Regions from separate parts of the Mus musculus genome. Here region 1 is linked to region 2. A link is a loop called in an ENCODE intact Hi-C map of the cell type or tissue named here. Cell type or tissue: left cerebral cortex. All regions are shown on one strand. Each heading gives the region's core, and the rest is flanking DNA. Links, peaks and the distances in the headings are about the cores only. Region 1 overlaps Gm30015 (a long non-coding RNA gene). Region 2 has its middle 18 kb from the start of Gm36799.

Region 1 (5,373 bases), core at 316-5,315, 380 kb after region 2:
AGATGGGCCAGCTTACAGTTTTCCAGCAGGGAGCAGGGCCAGGCTCACAGGGAATGAATGAGCTGTCCCAAGATGGGAAGGCAGGGTCTGGAGGCCTGTGAGGGCTCCTACCAGGGGCAGGCGGCCGCATCAGAGGGGCTAGGGGTCCCCAGCAGATCGAGCCCACTCAAAGCTGAAAGTTCACGTACAATCTGTTTCTGAAGGGGTCACACAGCATGTATACTTATTTACCCCACCCCCAAGGCCACTGACAAATCAGAAACCACTCAAAGCATTTCAAGCAGATGGATTTAATTGGTGGACTCAATTCTGTCTGATGACAGAGAGGTAGGGAGCCCATATTAGCCACATAGAAAACTGTTTCCTTCCTGGGGCTGGAACTGGGGAATGTTGTAAGTAGAGCTCAACACAGAGATGACCAGGAAGAACATGGAGCCACTGTAGTCAACCAGGGAGAACTGGAATATGAGAGGAGGGGCTTATTGGCAGAAGCCAAGGAGGAGAGGCAGATGCTGTAGAAATACAGCCCCATGGAGACAAAGATCTAGGCTTCTCTCTCTACCCACCTTCTTCCAGTGCCTTTAACTGACTGGACTCATCCAGAAGCCAGAAGGTAAGAGAGTCTGGGGAGTGAAGCTTCCTTGGGTCATACAAACCAGAGCTGGGAAGAGCAGGATATGATCAGGAAGCAGATGATGGGCACATTCATTCATCCTTCCATCCATGCTCCCATTTGCTGACCATCAACAAGCAGTGGGATTTAAATGCAGAAGGATGCCGGATCCTGCCCTCAGAGAGCTTGGGATCCAGCAGAACTAGGACTGTATCTCTCTCACATCATTCACTCACAGCTGGCCAGAGGCATCTGTTCACCCAGCCTGGAGGCAGGAACCCCGTGGAGCTATGGAGTAGCAGGTAGGGCAGGGGCTGGAAGCTTGCAGGGTACCAAGAGGCTGGGGAATTGGGAAGGGCAAGCTGCTCAGCTGCTGAGCCTCCTCCCCAGGTGAAAGCCCGGCTCAGAATGTAATGACTCTAAAAAGGAAAGAAACCCCCGAAATCCCACTGTTTGTCTTTGGAACCTGGGAAGTGCTGGGGTAATGAACATGAAACGCAGAGGCTGCTCAGAAGCTGCCTTTGAAACCTTGCAGGCAGGCTTTGGCTTTGTCAGGGAGCAGCCTTCCTTTTCAAAGCCTCCTGGCTCCAAGCTACCCTCTCCTCCCTCATCCCTAGCCGGCACTGGCTAATTAACTGGAGATGTTAAATGTTTCCTGGCTCTATGAGAGAGAAGTCCGTGTTTTTCTGTGGGCCTGGTAGCAGGGCCTCTACTACCACTGTACCCCAAGAACACTCCCCTCTTCACTGTGCTCAGACTAAGTCCCTCCCTGTGCCCAGCTGTTCCCCAGTGTACCCTCTTACCGACTGTACTGAAACACGCTTCTGTTCTCCTAAATGTGCCCCTTCCCAGAAGCCAGACTTATCATATGTGACACATATGTATCATATGTGACTCGATGAGGAGTCACAGTCTAAGTCTCCACTCCAACTGAGCTCTTGTGCACAGCCATCCTTGAATGACCGGGCCTGGAAGTATCCCTCAGCATAACTGAAGCAAAACATCTCCAAACATACCCACCGCTGAATTCTCTTACTGACTCGGGGAGCAGAGAGGTGTGTGACAACCCCACCCCCACCCCAGCCTTGCCTCTCCCGTATCACAGGTGGGCTACCTGGCATTGCAGCTTGTCCATGATGCCACATGATAACCTTGAGCTTTGCTCTCTAGGCGTCAGGTGTCATCTGTAAAGAGAAGCCGGAGAACTGTACCAACCAAGCCCATTGGCTCTCAAATGGGCCTTACCCCCACCATTCTGACTCAGTAGGTCTGAAAGAAATCCCTTAAGTCTCACTGTTTGTCTTCGGAACCTGGAAAGTCTAGTGTAATGAACATGAAATCTGCATTCCGTCCCCAGTTCACTACGTAGTCCTGGCTGGCCTTGAACTTCTGCCTGTCTCCCGAGTCCTGGGATCACAGCTTTCCATCTTTTACGCTATCATGTCTGGCCTAAGAATCTGCATTTCTAATATGGCACCTGGTGCTGAGGCTTCTGCTGAGGAAACTATGATAAAGAGCTTGTGAGAGGGGAGAATGGTGAGGGTTGGTAGGTGGGTTTGAGTTGTTTTGTCAGAATAAGGTGTGTTTACAGGAAGCTCAAGCAGGAGCTTGTAGCTATGTAGCTGGCAGAGACTGGGCAGGGCTCACCTTGCCATCATTGTCATGGCTTTTGTGGGTTTGCTTGCCTTCATGTCTAAGCAAGACTTAATCACCATCGAGTGTCCAAGCTGGAAGAAGTTTGGAAACCGATCAACCCCAAGAAAGGTCAGGTAAGTCCCTTACTGGTGAGCCCCCTCCAGAAACATCCCGGGGTCCAGCTGGGCTAGGCAGTGCCCTGTCTACATGCAAGGGAGGAAATATATAAACATGTGTGACGTCTGTGTGTACAAGAAAGTCACTGAGAGAGTTTTGATCAGAATGACCAGGGCAAATTGAATGACAGACGAATTTGAATAAAAGAAGTCTTCTCACGGCTAAATACAGTGGATCACACCCTTAATCCCAGGGCTATACAGAGAAACCCTGTCTCGAAAAACCAAAGAAGAGGAAGAGGAAGAGGAAGAGGAAGAGGAAGAGGAAGAGGAAGAGGAAGTCATTTCCCCAACCCTCAAAGTTTCATAGTTCTGGACCCTCAGTTCCAAGCCCCAAACTCTAGGGCCTAAAGGATCTAATAAAAAGGCAGGGATTCCTCTACTACTAGAACCAGGGTTTCCTGCTGCCTGGGTCAGGATCTGCCTCAGCTCTACACAGATGTCAAAGGCGCTCCCACACACCACAGTGACATCAGCTGAAATGAATGGAGCATCGTGGCAAAGAGACAAAAATTTCACAGAAAAGAATCCAAAGCAGACAAATCCCTTCCAGCCATGCTGTCCCCACCCACGTCGCCATACCCTGTCCAGCTGCTCCTAGGGATGCCACTTCTGGGACAGAGCCTGCCCTACTTGCAGTCAGGCTTGAGAGTGGCCCAAGAGTCACAGGGATTTCAAGGTCAATACCAGACCTGACAAGCCTCCTCAGCAGTCTGAGCCCACTGGGAAATCTGGAGGCAGGAGGCAAGAGAGAGAGACAACAGAGAACACACCCAGGCCCTTAAGATGATAAGGTTCTCCAGAGCCAAGAACTCTGTGGACTAGATGGAAAGACCAGCAAACAGCAGCCAAGAAGTTGTGTGTGTGTGTGTGTGTGTGTGTGTGTGTGTGTGTGTGCTTATCAAACTGTATGAAAATATTTGTGGGAACCCAAGAAAGGCTAGCAGAGAATTCCACAGGCCAAGGAAAATACACACAGACTAGGTATGCACATACATGTGTTCACGCATGTGTACAAATACATGGACAATCACACACATGGACATACAGATACACATATGTATTCATGAGCACACACACACACAAACACACACAGGCTGTGCTGTGTAGGTGGTACCAGGAACAAGAAAAGCAAGTAAAAAGCCAAGAGTTGAACTGCTGTCAGAGTGAGCCAAGAACAGACTTGTTTGTGTCTGTGACAGCAGGCTGTGACAGCAGAGGACAGAGCATGCCTGTGCATGTGGACCACATGGGTATGTGCCTCAGGAACCTGTGGCTGCCCCTGCAGGCAGTAGCCTACAGTGTACTCTGACACTTGTGAGGGTCAGACACTTGCAGCCAGAGTCTCCTTCACTGGGGACCTAACTCACAGCCCCTGTCAGTGACTACTCAACCCAGGGTGCTCCTTACCCCTCGACTTCTTCCTCCTTAGGCACTAATATGACCATCCCCAACTCTGGGACAAGTCTCTCTGTTCTGGGGGACAGCCATGGCATCCAATCCAGTACAATAACCACTAAACCAAATGCATGTCCTGATCCCATCAGCCTCATGTGACTAAATTCAAATAATAATATTTGTATCCCTCTCCCCTACTCCTCCTTCTCTTGTTCCTCTTCTTCTCCTTCCTCATCCACTCCTTCTCTCCTCTCCTCCTCCTTCTTTTTAAAAGATGAATAGATATTTTTTGTAGGAGATTAAATGAGATAATGAGATAAAGAATGTGAAGCCCCTGGCATTGCACCAACTACAAAGCAAACACTTCCTCTTCGGCCTCTAATTCACTCTCCCAGGAGTAAATTGGTCAAAACTCCCAGGGACTTCCCAAGTCACACCACCTGCCTGAAACTGGAGGTGACCTTAGAAGCCATGTGTTCTAGGTCCCACCTCACCAAGTTGTAAATGTAGACTCTCATTCCTGGAGAGGCCTGTGCATTGACACTGGAGCAGAGATCAGCATACAGACTGCTGCCTCATCTTGAGGTCAGTCTTAGCATTCGGCCTTCAGCCAGCAAAAGGTCAGAGCAGGGAGCTTCCAAGGTTGGCTCCCTTTGGCTTGGAGATGACAGTGAACTCTGGAGATGGAAGTGAGGGGTCAGAGATCAGAAAAAAAAAGAAAAAAAAAAAAAAGACTCTGTGGGATAAAGCCCTGCCCCTCTCAGGAGTCAGTCAGCTCTGCACTGGTCCAGGTCCCCTCCATCTCCTGCCCCTACCTTGCTCCCCACCACAGCTGTGACCCACAGGACCCACACAGTGCTAAGGCTAGCAGGTCTGTGCTGGGACTTGTCCTTCCCTTGAGCAAGCGTCCCAGGAAAGAGAAGAAGGAACGCTGGGAAGTTAGCAGAGATCTTGTTTCTTCTTGTGTCTGCCACACCCTGTATGGGAGGTTTCTGAGAGGAATAGGTACACAAGCCAGGAGCGATGAGGCTGGCCCCTCGCTCCACACTGGCCTAGAACTCACTATGTAGTGCAGGCTGGCATCAAACATGCAGCAATCCTCCTGCCTCAGCCTCCCAAGTACAGGGATTATAGCCATAAACCGTCACATATTGTGGCATGAGGTTAAATTTGATAGAGACCTGTGAAGTGCTTAGAGTATCAGATGGTGCAAAACAAAAGTTAGGTAAGTACTAGCTGCGAGTGTTATTTATTCAGTTATCAAACAAACAAACAAAAGTCCTGGGTTCATCTGCCAGGTGTGCTGCCATGGGAAGGATGCTGGAGAGGAAAGCCAGGGCCTCTAGCATGCCAAGGAAACACTCTACACTGACCTCCATCCCAACTCAGTCTCTCAGTAATCATGTAAAAACTGCATAGATAACAAATCGAGATGCAGATAAAGAACAGAGCAAAAAAATTTTTAAAGTAAAATAATTAATTTTTTTAATTTAAAAAATAAAAATAAAATAAAACAAAATAAAAGGGGCTGGAGAGATGGCTCAGTGGTTA
Region 2 (5,373 bases), core at 93-5,092:
GGTATGATAGAGAGAGTACAAACTTGACAAGCTCTCACATCTTTGGTCTCATGGTCCTTTCTCTCCCTCCTACCCCAGGCTGTCAAAATGCTGACGGGGAGGGGGGCATCCTCCACACCACACACTGCACACTGTGAAAAGAATCTAAATCAGCTTCAGCTCATGTCCCTGGAGCAGCAATACACCGCCCCCATCCCTCTGCCTATGGGTTCAGGGGAGCTTTCAGATCTCAATAGCCAGGCCTCCCAAGAGAGGCCCCTGGGAACCAGAAAAAGGGGGAGAAACAAAGGATAAGGGGGGAGAACTCAAAAGGCTCAAGAGAGGCAGGGGTCATAGGCTCCTGTGAAGAGCCCTCAGCACTGCTAAGGACCTGTCGTCTTGCTCTGATGTCCTTGGTAGTCACCTGCGAGAGTGAAGACAGAGTTTCCTATACTTGGCTGAAGCTTCCTAGGCCACAATCTTGCTGCTGTTTTCCCTAACAAACAGCCCCCAAGGAGTGCCTAGCAGTTGGGCACTTAATGCTACGAAGTCCATTGTCCTTTTCTAGAACCTGTGCTTTGGAGCTGAGATGTCCAGACTCTAGGAACAATGCTCTCAGCCCTAGAAGCTCCCTGTCTTGGGGGCTCCTGTTCCCACTTCCACTGCAAAGGAGGGAATGGGATAGGAGCCAGAGTTCTCCAGGGGAAAAGTCATGGGGGTGGGGCAGCTGGACCACTGCCTATCCACTGTCACCTACATCACGGAAGTAAGGCAAGGGACCCAGGTGGCAACGTCACTGAGCACATCCCCCGCCCCAACAATCCCCCCACTGCCACCATTTCCACAGCTGTGACTATAAAGTAACCACAGAACCTCCTCTCCCAGCTCCCAGGCCACCTCCCTCTGAGAGACTGGTTGCCAGCCCCAGGACACAGGAAGTGTCTCTCCCAGAGGGAGGGAGAGAACAGAAGAAGCAGAGCTCTGGTCACTTTGGGTTCATCTCGGACCCAGAGCAAAGGTCTGGGTTATAGGAGGTTCTGGGTGACACAGGTGCCTGTTAGCAGACAAGATGTGGGCTATCCTGGGGTACAGCAGGAAGCCCCAGCTGGGCAGCTGTGAGCTAACTTCTCACCCTGGCCCTGTGATCTCTTTGGAACTGGACAAGCCATTCACTCTCTCTGGGTCCAGCCTTTCCCAGTGTCCCCATTGGATCCTTACTAGGGTCTATTCTCAGTTGTCACAGCGAAGAGGGTCAGATGGGACTGGGAAGTGTGCCTGGCCCACCGGCAGGGACTGGGAAGTGTGCCTGGCCCACCGGCAGGGACTGGAGTGGAGGCTAGGCTGGGATCCGGGCAGCGATTCCCATCCCTGGGCTCTTTCCCCAGCCCAAAACTGCCCTTTCTTTCCTTTAGACCTGACTCAGGGCCTCAACCCAGAAGAGACCCTTTCATTCAGAAGAGAAGGCTGGGGCCTTGCAAGCTTTGGGGTCTGCTCTGGGCATCCAGGACCCTAGGAACAGTGCCATTATGTCCTAGAACATTGATTCCCACACATGGGCATGCTTGCGGAGGGGGGTGGGGGGGGGCTCAGAAACAGTCACCTGAAGAGAAGCACAAACACAAAGAGAAGACACATCAGACACAAAGGGGATCTAGGAAGATGTGCACTGATGTGTTGGGGCTTCATTCTCTGCATTTGAGGAACCAGGTGAGGGGGCATAGTCAGAGCACTCAGCCTGGGCTGGGGTCCAGGTTGTTCCATATACCAATTCCATGGTCTTGGGCACATTGTCCCACCTATCTGTACATCATTGGAAGAACTTTTAAGAGATGACAATGAGTTCTGAATCCCAGTCTGTAAAGATTATTCTGGTGAGTGATCAATAATTGAGAGACTGTGATTTTATCATAATCATCAAAGCAACAGCAGTGAACAATGATGACAACATGGTCAGACTCTCGAGTTTACCCTTCTCAGCATTGTTGCTGTTGTTAGTATATATTCTTCCATTTTTATACACTCTCATATTTCAGAACACTTTATTTTTTAATTGGGTATTTTCTTTATTTACATTTCAAATGTTATCCCCTTTCCCAGTTCCCCTTCTTCCCAGAGACCCCCTCTCCCATCCTCCCTCCCCCTGCTTCTATGAGGGTGTTCCTCCACCCATCCACCCACTCCCATCTCCCTGCCCTTAGTTCCTCTACACTGGGGCATCTGTCGAGCCTTCATAGGACCAAAGACCTCTCCTCCCATTGATGCATGATAAGGCCATCTTCTGTAACATATGCAGCTGGAGCCATGTGTACTCCTTTGTTGATGGCTTAGTCCCTGGGAGCTCCAGGGGGTCTGGTTGGTTGATACTGTTCTTCTTCCTATGGGGTTGCAAACCCCTTCAACTCTTTCAGTCATTTCTCTAACTCCTCTTTTGGGGATCCCGCACTCAGTCCAATGGTTGGCTGTGAGCATCTGCCTCTGTATTTGTAAGGCTCTGGCAGGGCCTCTCAGGAGACAGCCATATCAGGCTCCTTTCAGCATGCACTTCTTGGCATCCACAATAGTGTATGGGTTTGGTAGAACACTTTATTTTTTTGGAGACTCTCTTGTAGCCCAATCTGGCCTCAAAATCACTACGTAGCTAAGAATTACCTTGAACTCTTAATCTGAATGTCACATGATAGGACTACAGGCCTGTGCTAGGGCACTTGCTCTTTCTTTTTTAGAGCCTGCATTTGGTGATGGGCACAGGACTCAGGCTCCCGGAATTCTAGAACTGACCAGCAGGTGGCAGCATTTCACCATCATTAATGGGCACAAAAAGTACTCATCTGCCTAGGCAGGGGAGGCAGGGGAGGCAGGGGGCCAGGCTGCACCCCCAACACCCTCATCATTAAACAGATCTTCTTGTCCCGGGCTAGGAAGCATTGTGGTGAAGGGTAAACCCCTGGACTGAGCAGGAGAGAAGGACTTGTCCCTTGACCCACCAGTGCATGACACATATCTGTGGGCTCTGCAGTGGGGCTGTGGGAATACCAGGCTCCTTTCTGCAGCCCCCCGCCCATCTCTGTTCTCTCATCACATCTTCAAGCCATCTCCCAAGAGTGACCAAGGCAGTTTTGTCTTTCTGAGTATTGACTATTAAGTTTGAGAACGAGCTGTTGTTCAGCCACATAAACAAGGAGGATAAACACTAATTACTTGGTGAATGTGCCAACTGCTGGTTCGGAATCCATCACCTTGCCAAGGCTGAGGCTCAGAAGAGGCTAAGGGAGAGAAGATGGGGGTGTGAGCCAGTCCCTTGGGGGCCGGTAGATGAGGAGTCTACAGGGGTAAGTGAGCTCAACTCTCCCTAGGGTGATGAAAATATTTCCAGAGTCCCTGAGATTCATGAGGATGGATAGGACTCTAGGGAAGGGAAGGAGGCAGAGAGGGGGAGGAAGAGGGTAGGGAGGGGGCAGAGAGGGGCAGGGAGGGGCAGGGAGACCTTTTGCTAGGCTCATGGTCATCAATACATAAATATCAATCGGCCACAGTGTTTTGTTTCCCTGGTGGGCTGTCAGTCCTTGGTAGAGCCTTGCATTTCTTTAAGGTTGTCTCATCACTACCTGAAGACCTTGATGGGCCGCAAGCCTCATTATTGACAATGACCTACCTTCAGGAGGCTGATCTGGTAGTGGGAGGCCTGGCTAGGGGAGCTTGTGTTCAATAGGACTCTAATGACATTGGGGTGAGGGCCGTGTCTACAATGGCTAAGAGGTGCAAGCTCAACCAGATGTGTTTATTTCCTGGGCCCAACTGAGACAGAGATACAGGGGTCACACTGAAGTGACAGGATTGGGGGAAGACACAAGACCAGAGAATAAAACTCCATTCATTCATCGTTGTAGCCTGCCCACTGCCCCGCCATGCCCCCATGCTGTCTGCAGCTGAGGTTCCAGATTGGCAGATTCACCGAAAGGCAGATTAAAAAATGTTATGGAAAAAAATGGCAGCTGTATGGAACATGGAGACTTTTTTTTAATCCTTTGTCATTATTCTCTAAATAATACACTTATTTACATGGCATTTACACAGTATCAGATATAGGTAATTGGGAAGTTTTGAGATGTACAGGAGGATGTGTGTGGGATATATGCAAATTCCACAGCATTTTACACACGTAACTTGTGTGTCTGTGGATCACGGGGGTTGGGTACTGTTATCAATCCTCGCCAGGCACCAAGGGGTGACATTATTGGAGCCATGGCAAGAGGTAAGTATGGGGGGGGGTGGGTGGAAGGGCGGGAGCCTGCAAGGTGGAGGTGACCTAAGTCTAGCTTTTCCGGGGGGGGGGGGGAGGTGAGCTGATGTGGTGTGGTATAGTGGCTGTCTCCACGGAAGCTGTGCAGAGCATTTAAGAGGAGATTCAGCACACACCAAAACAGAGATCCTCATAGACCAGAATGGTTGCAGAGACGTCATCTAGAAGCCTCATTGTGGAGATGGAAGGACACGCAGTCAGGGAAGCAGACCCATGCTGAGCAGGAAGTAGCTGTGGGCAAAGCTCTGGTGTTCAGGACAGGCAAGTAGGGCAGCAGGTCCCGGCTGCAAAGCATGCCAACACAGGTGAGGGACACTTTGCCTCAACTGTCAAGGGCTAGTGAGGATATTATATAGAGATCACCCCTCCCTTATGCCTGCATGTTGTTGCAAAAGAAAAGGATACGTTGTTTGTTTCCTTTCTGATCCTCAGTTTTCTTGTCTGCAGAATGGGAGTAATACTGTGCCAAATTGTAAGGATGAAGCAAGGGCTGGTCCACAGAGTGCCTGGCACTTTGTTTACAGGGGCGGACAGGCGCTAAATGAATAGGGCAAGGGTGGCCCTGTCCTCCCCTTCCCTGACTACTGTTCTTGTGGTGACGGTTTGGAAACTGAACTTTCCCGTGTAGGCAAAGGCCTGCTAATCTTTGATGTTGCTTGACTGTGCACACTGTGGCCAGGCTGAGCCTGGGCCCTTCCTTTCCCCATGGGCGTGTAGCCACGGGTCCCCCGAGCTGTGTCTGGTAGCAGGAGGGACATAGACCAAGCTCCTTCCAGAGTGCAGGGCTGGCCGCTACATGCACGCATGGGTGGTCGGGGTAATTAATTTACACATTTTATCCTGCTTAGACTAATACGATCCCATCCACCTTCCTTGAGCCCTTCTTGCTGAGCGTGTGTGATGTCATCTCCACTCTAGATGCTTCCTGCTAATGTCCTTGTCTCAGCCCAAGCCTTTAGACCCTGGGTCCACACACCCCAGGCTTCTCATTTTTCCTGCCCAAAGCTGGTCCAGGAATACCACAGAGGCTATCAAAAGACGCCAATCAACTTTTGTGCAGCCGGCTCACTGAATCTTCAGAGTCTGTACCCGTG

Evidence for each region. A loop is a pair of places that touch in the nucleus more often than their neighbours do. Peaks named below come from ENCODE experiments on the same cell type or tissue, not always from the same donor. Only the 100,000 strongest peaks of a DNase experiment are listed, where the experiment ranks them.
Region 1: it touches region 2 in a loop (3-fold over the local background); 4 of 42 quality-filtered maps call a loop at or near these places.

The regions. Positions count from the first base shown.
Region 1 is chr9:43,716,567-43,721,939 of GRCm38, forward strand. It overlaps Gm30015 (a long non-coding RNA gene), which reads right to left. Exons shown (of 4, transcript XR_870681.3): 3 at 1,728-1,797; 4 at 275-458. Among named protein-coding and RNA genes, the nearest start is that of Gm30015, 19 kb to the right of the region's middle. In left cerebral cortex, for the core only: no CTCF peak of the experiment used is centred there; a DNase peak (open chromatin) is centred at 2,935.
Region 2 is chr9:43,336,988-43,342,360 of GRCm38, forward strand. No RefSeq gene overlaps it. Among named protein-coding and RNA genes, the nearest start is that of Gm36799, 18 kb to the right of the region's middle. In left cerebral cortex, for the core only: a CTCF peak has its summit at 2,752 (motif pointing right); DNase peaks (open chromatin) are centred at 2,758 and 3,104.